Regions from separate parts of the Homo sapiens genome. Here region 1 is linked to region 2. A link is a loop called in an ENCODE intact Hi-C map of the cell type or tissue named here. Cell type or tissue: PC-3. All regions are shown on one strand.

Evidence for each region. Hi-C counts contacts between places; a loop is a spot of excess contacts. Peaks named below come from ENCODE experiments on the same cell type or tissue, not always from the same donor. Only the 100,000 strongest peaks of a DNase experiment are listed, where the experiment ranks them.
Region 1: it touches region 2 in a loop (10-fold over the local background); 21 of 110 quality-filtered maps call a loop at or near these places.

Annotation. Positions count from the first base shown.
Region 1 is chr16:82,059,131-82,064,130 of GRCh38, forward strand. All of the region lies in intron 1 of HSD17B2 (hydroxysteroid 17-beta dehydrogenase 2), which reads left to right. It overlaps HSD17B2-AS1 (HSD17B2 antisense RNA 1), which reads right to left. Exons shown (of 2, transcript XR_933797.3): 1 at 3,963-5,000. Among named protein-coding and RNA genes, the nearest start is that of HSD17B2-AS1, 5.1 kb to the right of the region's middle. In PC-3, a CTCF peak has its summit at 2,955 (motif pointing left); a DNase peak (open chromatin) is centred at 4,811; H3K27ac peaks cover 975 bases.
Region 2 is chr16:81,937,929-81,942,928 of GRCh38, forward strand. PLCG2 (phospholipase C gamma 2) reads left to right here. Exons shown (of 33, transcript NM_002661.5): 29 at 873-987; 30 at 1,964-2,131. Among named protein-coding and RNA genes, the nearest start is that of SDR42E1, 71 kb to the right of the region's middle. In PC-3, CTCF peaks have their summits at 1,827 and 3,056; a DNase peak (open chromatin) is centred at 3,063.

The DNA.
Region 1 (5,000 bases), 120 kb after region 2:
TAAAAGTAAACTATGACATATTCCTAGAACTTTCCTATTAATAACATTCACCAATATTGTAATTATTTATCCAATGTGCATCTTCTCTCTAGACCAGGGTTTCTCAGCCTTGGCACTGTTGATATTTGAGGATGGATGTTGGCTGGCAGATGTTGAGAAGCATCCCTGGCCTCAATAGTAGTCTGTGTTGTGACAACCAAAAATGTTTCCAGACATTGCCAGATATTCCCCAGGGGACAAAATTGTCTGTGGTTGAGAATCGCTTTCCTGCATTGGTGGCTCTCAATCCTGGCTGAAGTTTGGAATCTCCTGAAGAGATCTCAGAAACTGTTGCCAGTGGATACCGACCCCTATCCAGGCCAATTAAATGGGAGTCTCTGGGGATGGGCATTGACTTTTTTTTAGATTGTAGTGGGATTGAGGAGTGAGAACCTCTTTCCTAATCAGTATGCGTCATGAAGCCAGGGAGTATTTGTCTTCTGTGGGTGGGTGTTTTTAGGACCTAACACAATGATATCTGAATGAATGAGGGAACAAAAGAATGAAGGTGAAGACAGGTAGGAAGATGTGTCAGAAGTTAAAAGTGGCACCGGGACAGTACAGGAATGTGTTTTGCAAAGAGCAAACCTGGGTTTCACGGCTGACTCTACCACATTCCCGTTGTGTAGCTTTGGGCAAGTGTTTAATTTCCCGGGCACTTCAGTTGCTCATCTTAACACAGGAATCACAAGAATATGGGAGAATTCTTCATAAAGGTTATGTTCCAAGAAAAATGCATTTGTTTCCATTAAAAAAAATTGACATGAAAAATCTAGCTATTTCCCAAGGCCTCCTCACCCGACAACTGTTATCCGTTAAGAATGCTGAGGGCAAAGGAGGAGGGAGGTCAAGTATTTGCTCTTCCTGGATTAAGAGTTGAGCTTTTATTTTGACCTCAGGGCAGTCCTAAGTATGCTAGAGTTTTGTTGTATTTCTCTAACATTTTATTATACCTTAATCTATTTTATGGGGAACAGGCAATGTCAACATGAGGGTGGCAATCTGATGGATTGCCTAAGTCTTAAACTAAAGGGTGGGGAAAGTCCACTTCCCACTAGTTTCCCACAGGCTTTCTACCAGCTAAACAGCTTTGATTCAGATGACCTTTGTAAGTGGGAAACTGTAGGTCAGGGATCTCCAACTCAAAAGGCTATGGGGTCAGGGTAGGCTGCATTACTGAGGGAAGCTGGTGATGGGAATGTGTGTGTGTGTGAGAGCTCTTGATCAGTGAACCTTGTTTCTTCAAGTGCATACCCCATCAGAGGGGGAGCCCCGGAGGTCCTCAGCCTCAGCTGATGGGTCCCTTGTGGGAATGCCGACTCATCTCCTGGTTAATCAAGAGAAACCATTGATCTGGGTTTTCAGGTACAATCTCCCGATTCTGAGTCTTTGTTCAAATTTTTGCAAAATTCATTGTGTGGGACAAATGAAATGCCTATTCAGATCACATCCTTTTACTGATAGATAGCAGATCTTCAATTTGTGTTTGTCCGTTCTACCATAAGAAGTGAGATTCCACTATGAGAAAGGGTCTTGGTGCCTCTGAAGATACCAACCCCGTAAGCACCTCCACCTTAAGCTGCTGGTAGTTGAAGACATCATTGGCAAAGGGAGCACTCGGAGGAGCTTTAGGGGCAAGGACGCATAAAGCAGAGCTGTGATCTTTGGCTGATTCATCGCTGTGGCTAGAAAAGCAGTGAGGACCTTCTGAGAGAACTGATCTGAAAACCTTTTTGGTTCCAGAAACTGGAGGGAGCCAATGAAAGGAGTAGTGTAGTGTCGGTTTTTTAAAAAAAGTTTCCATTTATGGGCCAGGCGTGGCGACTCACACCTGTAATCCCAGCACTTTGGAAGACTGAGGCAGGTAGATCATGAGATCAGGAGTTCAAGACCAGCCTGGCCAAGATGGTGAAACCCCGTCTCTATTAAAAATACAAAAATGAGCTGGGCATGGTGGCAGGTGCATGTAATCCCAGCTACTTGGGAGGCTGAGGCAAAGAATTGCTTGAACCCAGGAGGCAGAGGATGCAGTAAGCCAAGATTGTGCCACTGCACTCAAGCCTGGGTGACAGAGTGAGACTCTGTCAAAAAAAAAAAAAAAGTTACCATTTATTTAATAAACATCTGGAGAGCAGTGGCTTTGTGCCAGACCTTGTTCCAATTACTTTAATATATCAAATTATTTAATCCTTCGAACAACTCTATGACCCAGGTCCTACTGTCACTCCATTTTAAAGATGGGGAAACTGGGGCACAGAGAGGTTAAGTGACAGCCAAAGTCACACAGCTGTTAAGTGACAGAGCTGGGATTTGAACCCAGGTCTCCCAGCTCCAGAATCCAGGTTATCATCATTTCTCTTGGCTGTATTTTAATAGGGACGATTTTATCTATAGTAATGAAAAATTATGGCTTTGAAGACTATGTAGAAATATGTAAAACCAGTCTATATAATAGTAATTTAAAAATCAGCTGTCAAATTGTATGTGTGCTATAACTGTTAAAGAACGATATGTAGGAAAAAAGACTAGAAGAAAAAGAACATGAACATTATGAGAGTTATGCAATATGGTGAGATTATGGAGAATACCTTCTTTTATTGATCTCAGTATTGACTGTGAGCTTTTATTTCTTGTATGATGTTTTATTAATGACTAAAAAACATTTACAGGTTTGTAAATTTATCCCCCATCTTCCTTCTTTCTGAATGTAGCTTCCAAAGGACAGTGCTTGTGTTCCAGGGCACATGCATCCCAGCACTCAGTCCTGTATTTACAGGGTGGATGCGTTTTATTCAAGAGGCCTGGCCTGAAGAACTCCCAAACACGCGTTATTCACAACGTGCCCAATTTAAGACTTGAACCAACAAATGATGGGGTGTTTCCGTTCACCAGCTAATATGGTGCCCCCATGTGGCAGTAGCATAAATACACTTTGCAACTACATTACACAATTCCTAATACCCTCAAATTCAAGGTGATTCACATTATTTCCCTTTTGCACATAAACTGAGTCTTTATTAACATTTTTAGAATTAACTGCTATTTCAAATTCACTCCAATCTTGTACAAATGGGTCTGTAGTAGTCATTGCCTGTCCCAAGTTGATGGGTTTCCAGGCTGCTAGAGACAGAATGATCCCAAATGACATAGTTTAACACCAACCTCAGCATTTTCTCTGCCCTGTTGAGCACTTACTATGAGTCAGGTGCCCTCAGCACTAGTGACAAAGGACCCTCTCTCAGTTTGTAAGGCACAAATATTCTAGTGCCCTCTTCAATGCTTATTCATCCAACATGTGCTTTTTATTGAGCATCCACTATGGGCTAAGCCTTGTGCTTTGGAGGATTTGAATATTTTATACCCCAGTTGTTTATATCCTAATCTGTGCCTGGCTCCAAACTACCTCTGCTGTGTCTTAGCTGAATGACTTAATCCTTCTGTGCCTCAGTTTCCTCCTCTGTAAATGGGTGATGGTAACATTACTTACCCCCCAGGGTGATTGAGAGGATTCAGTGAGTAAATGCATGTGAACTAGCTGGAACTTGGTAAACATGCAATCCATACTTGGTGTGCTTATTTTCAAACACCACTGTTGGGTAACTCTTATGAAACACTTCCAACTTCTCACGAAAGCCCTGGCTTTGTTGCCAGGTTTCCGGAGTATACAATTATTTTCCCCTCTCCTCAAGGAGTGATTCCTTAGCCACAGACTTTTTCAAGGCCCTCTGACCCCTGAGCTGCCTCAGGACTTCATAGACACCAGGCCTAGCACAGCCTGATCTCTAACATCATAAGTCAGAAATGACGTCACGGTTACAGCCACGATACTGATGACAGCCATTCACAACACGCTGGGCCAGTGCGAAATCCTGTCTTGCTGACTGCCCATGCCAGTCTAGGAGGGGGTGTTATGATAATCCTACCTTCCATGTGAGGAAGTGGAGGTTCCACATGGTTATATGTGACTTTCCCAAGGCTTGTAAGTGGAAGAGAAGAATCAGGCAGTCTGAGTCTTAACCAAGATGTTCAGCTGACAGTCAGTAGAGGCAAACTCTACATTTACCAATATTGTGAGTGGAAACATCTGAAAATTAAAATAAAGACACAGTTTTATTTTTTAAAAAGACTGATGTAGTAATTGTTTGGAATAGGCTCTATTAGGCATTTCACAAATATTAACTGACACAGGTACCATTATTTAGCCCATTTTACAGGTAAGGAAGCAGAGGCAGAGAGTAATTAGAAAGGCTCTCTAGGGTTACACAGGCAGGAATAGCAGGGCTAGACTCGCACCCATTCGCCTATGCCACACTGCCTCATGGGTAAACACAAGCAGATGGTCTCCCGTGATCTTTGGCTTCATTAATTTACTGCCAAACAAAAAAAAACCTCAGATTTAGTTAGGAGAGACTTTATTCAAAAGGATTATTGCAGTAGAGGGAATGTTCTGACCACTTAATCTGCAAGTGTCTCAAGATGAGGCAGTAAATATTTTGCTTTGCTAAAGAGGCATAAACAAGGTTAGAAAGAAGTGGGTGTTGGGGGCTGGGATGATCAGAGTGACACAATCAGACAGTGGTTGAGGGCTGATCAGGAAGGTCTGTAAAGAGGAGTTGTCTGCTGGCTCAGGCTGAGGGTGGGCCAGGACCTGGGGAAAGGAGAGACTCTACACCAAAGTTAGGTTAACGAACACTTTGTTCCGACTGACCAGTGGAAACAGGCAGTTAAACTAACCACAAAAACAAAGAAAGGGAGTTTGGAGGCTCTGGGTCTGGCCTTGTCATAGGTAAACAAGTGGGGGCACCTATGAGTCTCATCTAAGTCATATGGGGAAGGGAGTTCTTTGCAGTGAGCTGTTTCCCAGAACACAAAAGGGTGGGGACATTTCTTAACCTTTGCAATTTTCCAGTATCACAGGGCTTGCCTAAAGTTCAACACTGTTGTCACCTGTAGGCTCTTCC
Region 2 (5,000 bases):
AGGGGAGCCAGCCGCCCTCCCTGGGGGCTGGGCCGATGCTGTCTTGAGAGCAGGGAACCCATGTCTAGGGAGGCTGGTTGTCTTGTTTAAACGATCCCCATTCAGGCAGTGTTTGAGGATCTTTCTTTCTTACAGTACACTCCGGGGTCGTTCTGGGAGAAGAGGGAAGAGAGGGGAAACCTCCTCAAACCCACTTCCCCTTGTCCTCTGTGGGGGTGAGGTATGACCCTATCTTTCTGGGGTCCTGGTGAGGTCAGCCTCTGGCCGGAAAGAGAAAGAAAACATGGGAAACAGCCATTTGGTCTTAATGGAGAAGTTTTTTCCCTTACTTTGTCCAATTCCAGGGCTTTTTAAAATTCATCTGACTTTCAGAGAAAGTGTTGTTGCTTTGTAAGAATTTTTGAAAAGTAGAGAAATGAATTGCATTTCTCCTAAGGTTAAGGGCGGGCGGGTGGTAGGGGGAAGAAGCATACGTAAACACAGGCCTTTAAATAAACAGCAGTTATAAAAAGAATGCCACACTGTTCCTCAGCCTTTCCTAGGGGTGTGGAAATCCAGTGATTAAGCTCTGCCTTGATCAGAGGCACCTGCTTGGGCATGGATGTGTGCATTCATGAGCTCAGGTGAGTTTTACCTGTTGAGTCAGGTGGCATATGGGGCCGAGACCCAGGCTGATGCTGAGGAACTGTGGGATCTACCACAGTCCACCTTCATCCACTGCAGAAGGTTGCTCCGGCTTTTCCAGTGAATCTAGGAAAATTAGGGCTGGCATTGAACTCATCCAGTGTCACTCTAGAACCCAGCTGCAATCCACGCTAGGCTGCCTGTTCAGGACCCCAGGGGGGTTCCAATGCTTCCCTTTGGTGTCCCAGGTTCTCGGTGCTCGCCATCTCCCCAAACTTGGACGAAGTATTGCCTGTCCCTTTGTAGAAGTGGAGATCTGTGGAGCCGAGTATGACAACAACAAGTTCAAGACGACGGTTGTGAGTAAGTCAGTCACCTTGGCCCCTCTGCTTTTAAACGTCCGGCCAGTGAATCCTTTGTGGGAGTGCTCTTCGTGGGGGATTTTGCAATGCTCTTTAGTTGTCCCAGGGTTTTCTTTCCTCCCTCTTGCCCACATGGTTCAGCTTGAGGAGGGGATACATACAAAGGGCCACTTTCTGAAATCCTTAGACTTTCCCCAGTGCTGTTTGCCTGCCTGTAACTCAAGTCCGGAATCGTAGGTGAGGCCCTGACACTAGGTTGGTCCTCTCTGTGCAACAGCCCAATCTGATTAATCTCCTGAGTCAAAGGCCAAGAGGCAGAGACACAGAGAGAGGGGGTGAACCTACGTGGCTGACCTGACCCAGAGGATCAGCCTAACCTGGGAGATCTTAGCCCCTAGAGGGCAGGAGGGACAAGAGGAATGCTTGCTCTTCCAGGAAAAGCCAGGAGGGAACCGTGATTGGTGGGCCTTCTAAAGCACAGGATCCTTGCCCCTGGTAAAAAGTAGCCCAATGAACAACTCAGATGCTGACCAAATAAACTGGCATTTATGGAGAGTGGCAGGATTGCTGCTTGCCTGCTCTGTGAGGCTGGGCTCTCCCCTGCCAGCTGTAGAACCCCCTGCTGGTGGATGTGGCTCCCAGGCTCTCCTCCCCTTTTGTCTTTTCCAAAATCCACCTTCCTGCTCTGCAAACAAACACCTCCCCCGTTCCCTTGTCCCTGATCCTGGGGCGGGGAGATGGGAGGTGGTCTCCTTCCTCTGCTCACCAAGGGACCAGCCTGCAACAGCAGCTTCCAGGATTGCTCAAGGTGGGGTGGGGGAGTGAAGATAATTATTCAGATTTTCTTAGATCTTGGCATAGATGCATATTTATTTACATGGTTGCTAAGGGGATTCACAGCTGAAGGATGCGGAGATTGTCTTACCAGAAGGGGGCAGCTCCAATGTGGCCTCTCATGAGCTTTGATCTCCTTCCAGATGATAATGGCCTCAGCCCTATCTGGGCTCCAACACAGGAGAAGGTGACATTTGAAATTTATGACCCAAACCTGGCATTTCTGCGCTTTGTGGTTTATGAAGAAGATATGTTCAGCGATCCCAACTTTCTTGCTCATGCCACTTACCCCATTAAAGCAGTCAAATCAGGTAAGAGGCATTTTAATTAAGATGTTCGATTTGGGCTGGCGTTGTACTTTGGTTTGGCTGCTGGCTTCAAAAAGAATGAAAAATGATTTTTCCTGGTTTGGATGGAATCACTGTAAAACCGATTGGGTGGCTTGGAGAGCAGGTGTACAGCCTGTCGTGTAGCACACAGGTGGGAGGAAGTGGGTGACAGGGGAGGCTATGCCCCTCAAAGTGGGATGTTTACAAGCAAAACTGGATTGTTAGTGGATCCTCAACCTGGCACTGCAGTTTGATTTCATTTTGAAATATTACATGCGGTTTGCTTCTCCCTAGCTAGGGCTAAGTCTGGTTTGATCTCCCCCTCCTGCTCTCTGGCTGGCAGTGTGAGAGGGTGGCAAGGGAGAGACCTTTGGCATCTTGGGGGGGGAGTAACAATCTCGAGGGTCCAACTCCCCAAACCCTTCAGAATTCACCTTCTTCTTCTATAAAATTGGGTGGGTTAATTTACTTCTTTGAGTTGTTACAGTTTTCTTCCCTGCTGAAGAAAACACAAGATCCCTTCATGGTATAAGAAGGGTCATTTTGTATTTTTCTGCAACCAAGCCAAGCTGGGTCATACGACCAGCTCTTAAGAACCCTGCTGAATCCCAGATGACTGAGCCCTTCCTACACAGCTGAGATAGACACTTCCAGGTGAGGGGATTTGGGACCCTGCTGCTTCTAGAGCCAGTCATTTACAAAAACAAAAAAAACTGGCTCTCCTTAGCTTCTATATAGTTTCTCTAGTTTACTTTCCCACTGGATCTTTCCCACTGGATTTTAGGTATAATATTTGACAAATAGGCCCTTGCTGGATGTTGAATTTTCCTTCTTCCTCTTCCTTTAGTATTTCTGATGCATGGTGCATGAGATATGAGATCATAGATTCTTCTGGATTCCTCAAGAGGTCACTGTTCCCTTGTTTTCTGAGGATCATTTTTCAAGAGAAAGATGACTGTCATTTTAGTTACTTACATAAAAAAATACAGTCTTTTGATATTGTTTGGAAACGTGGGGCTCAATGAAGAGCTGAATTGGATCTTTTTTGTTTTCAGACATTCCCTCAACTTCCACCTTTTTTTGTATAATATCATAAACCTGACCATTTCTGCTACTGGGCAGGAGCCCAGTTTCTGAGCAGCAGGCATGCTAGAAAATCCAGGTGCTGGCCGGGCACGGTGGCTCACTCCTGTAATCATAATCCCAGCTACTTGGAAGGCTGAGGTTGCACCACTGCACTCCAGCCTGGGTGACAGAGCAAGACTCAGAAGAAAGTGCAGGTTCCTGGACCCACCACAGGGTGATGAGTCAGCCCAGGGTGGGGCCAAGGAATCTGCATCTTTAGGCAGCTCCCCAGATGGTGCTTGGATGGCACTTTGACAGAACCAAACTATGTCAAGGCTGCCTATCTTACCATTGAGGAAATGAATTCCTTAGCAAGTTACTAGATGAAACAAGACTTTGGGAAAATGTTTAAAGTTTCTGATTTTTTTTTTTTTTTGTACTCTAGAAATGTTCATTTTCATGAACATTGCTACTCTAGCAATAATAATGAGTATTCATTTGTAAGAGGCCTGATATTTGGCAACCCTTCTGGGTTAACTCACCCACACTGTAAACTCCCCCTTTTTTTTTTTTGAGATGGAGTCTTGCTCTGTCGCTCAGGCTGGAGTGCAGTGGGTGATCTCGGCTCACTGTAACCTCTGCCTCAGCCTCCTCAGTAGCTGGGACTACAGGTGTACACTACCACATCTGGCTAATTTTTGTATTTTTAGTAGAGACGGGGTTTTGCCATGTTGGTCTGAAAAAAAGTGATGGGATTAAAGGAGTGAACCACTGTGCCTGGCCTATAAACTACTTTAAACCCGGCACTGATCAGGGCTGTGATTCCTTAATTTGCTTCTTTTAGATTAGTCTAATAAGGCTTAGGAATGACACCAATTCTTCTGGTGCAGGAAGTGTAGCTTTTGGTACACCTTTACGTTCCTAGCCTTGACGCTGTAACAGATTTCTTTTTATGGTAACTGCCTGCCAGTTCCTCTACTGAACTCATCCAGCAGAGAGGGGCAGCTGTGCTGAAACCCCTTGGTTACCCCGACGTCCTCTTGAAGGATGAGGGCCTTGAGCCTCATAACCCCTCCCAGTGCCTTGCAGAGATGTCAGAGTTGATGATAAAACCTCGTTACCTTAATGGGCATCAAAGTGTGTCAATTCATCTGCAGAATGCAATGACTTAGCTTGGAGATTTGGAAAAAACAAAGGTCAAAACCTCAAGGGAGATTAAAAATGTGACCTTCTCCTCCCCCGACTGTGAGATACTCTCAGCAGGGACCTTTCCTCACTTCTTTCTAGCTCCTAGCAGTGCCTGGCACATCCATATTCATGGGAGGAATGAAATAGAATGAACAGGAGGCATTGAGGGTCTTCCATACTGAAAAAATAAACTTCACCCATTGTCATTAGAGATGCACTGAAGCTTTTAAACCAGTTGGAGCGCAGGAAGGAAAGCAGCAGCCTTTATTGTGTTAGGTACCTTAAACTCTTTCTCTTTTAATCCTCACAGTAATCCTGTGAAAGGGGTTTTATCTTTGGTTTTAAAATTCTGAGCACTTTGAGGCCGAGAGACTATGACTTAACTTGCTCAAGGTCACACACCTGTAGGACCAGAGCTGAGATTCAAACCCAGGAATGTCTAATTAATTTCGAACCCCGTGTTCCTCCTCTGCAGGCTGCCCTCTCACTGGGTGCTCAAAGCCAGATGCATTGATCTTACTTTAAAAGGTGTCTGTATTTCCCTTTCCCCAGTGAAATGACTAGAAACAAGAAGAAGAAAAACAATTATTTTTTTTTT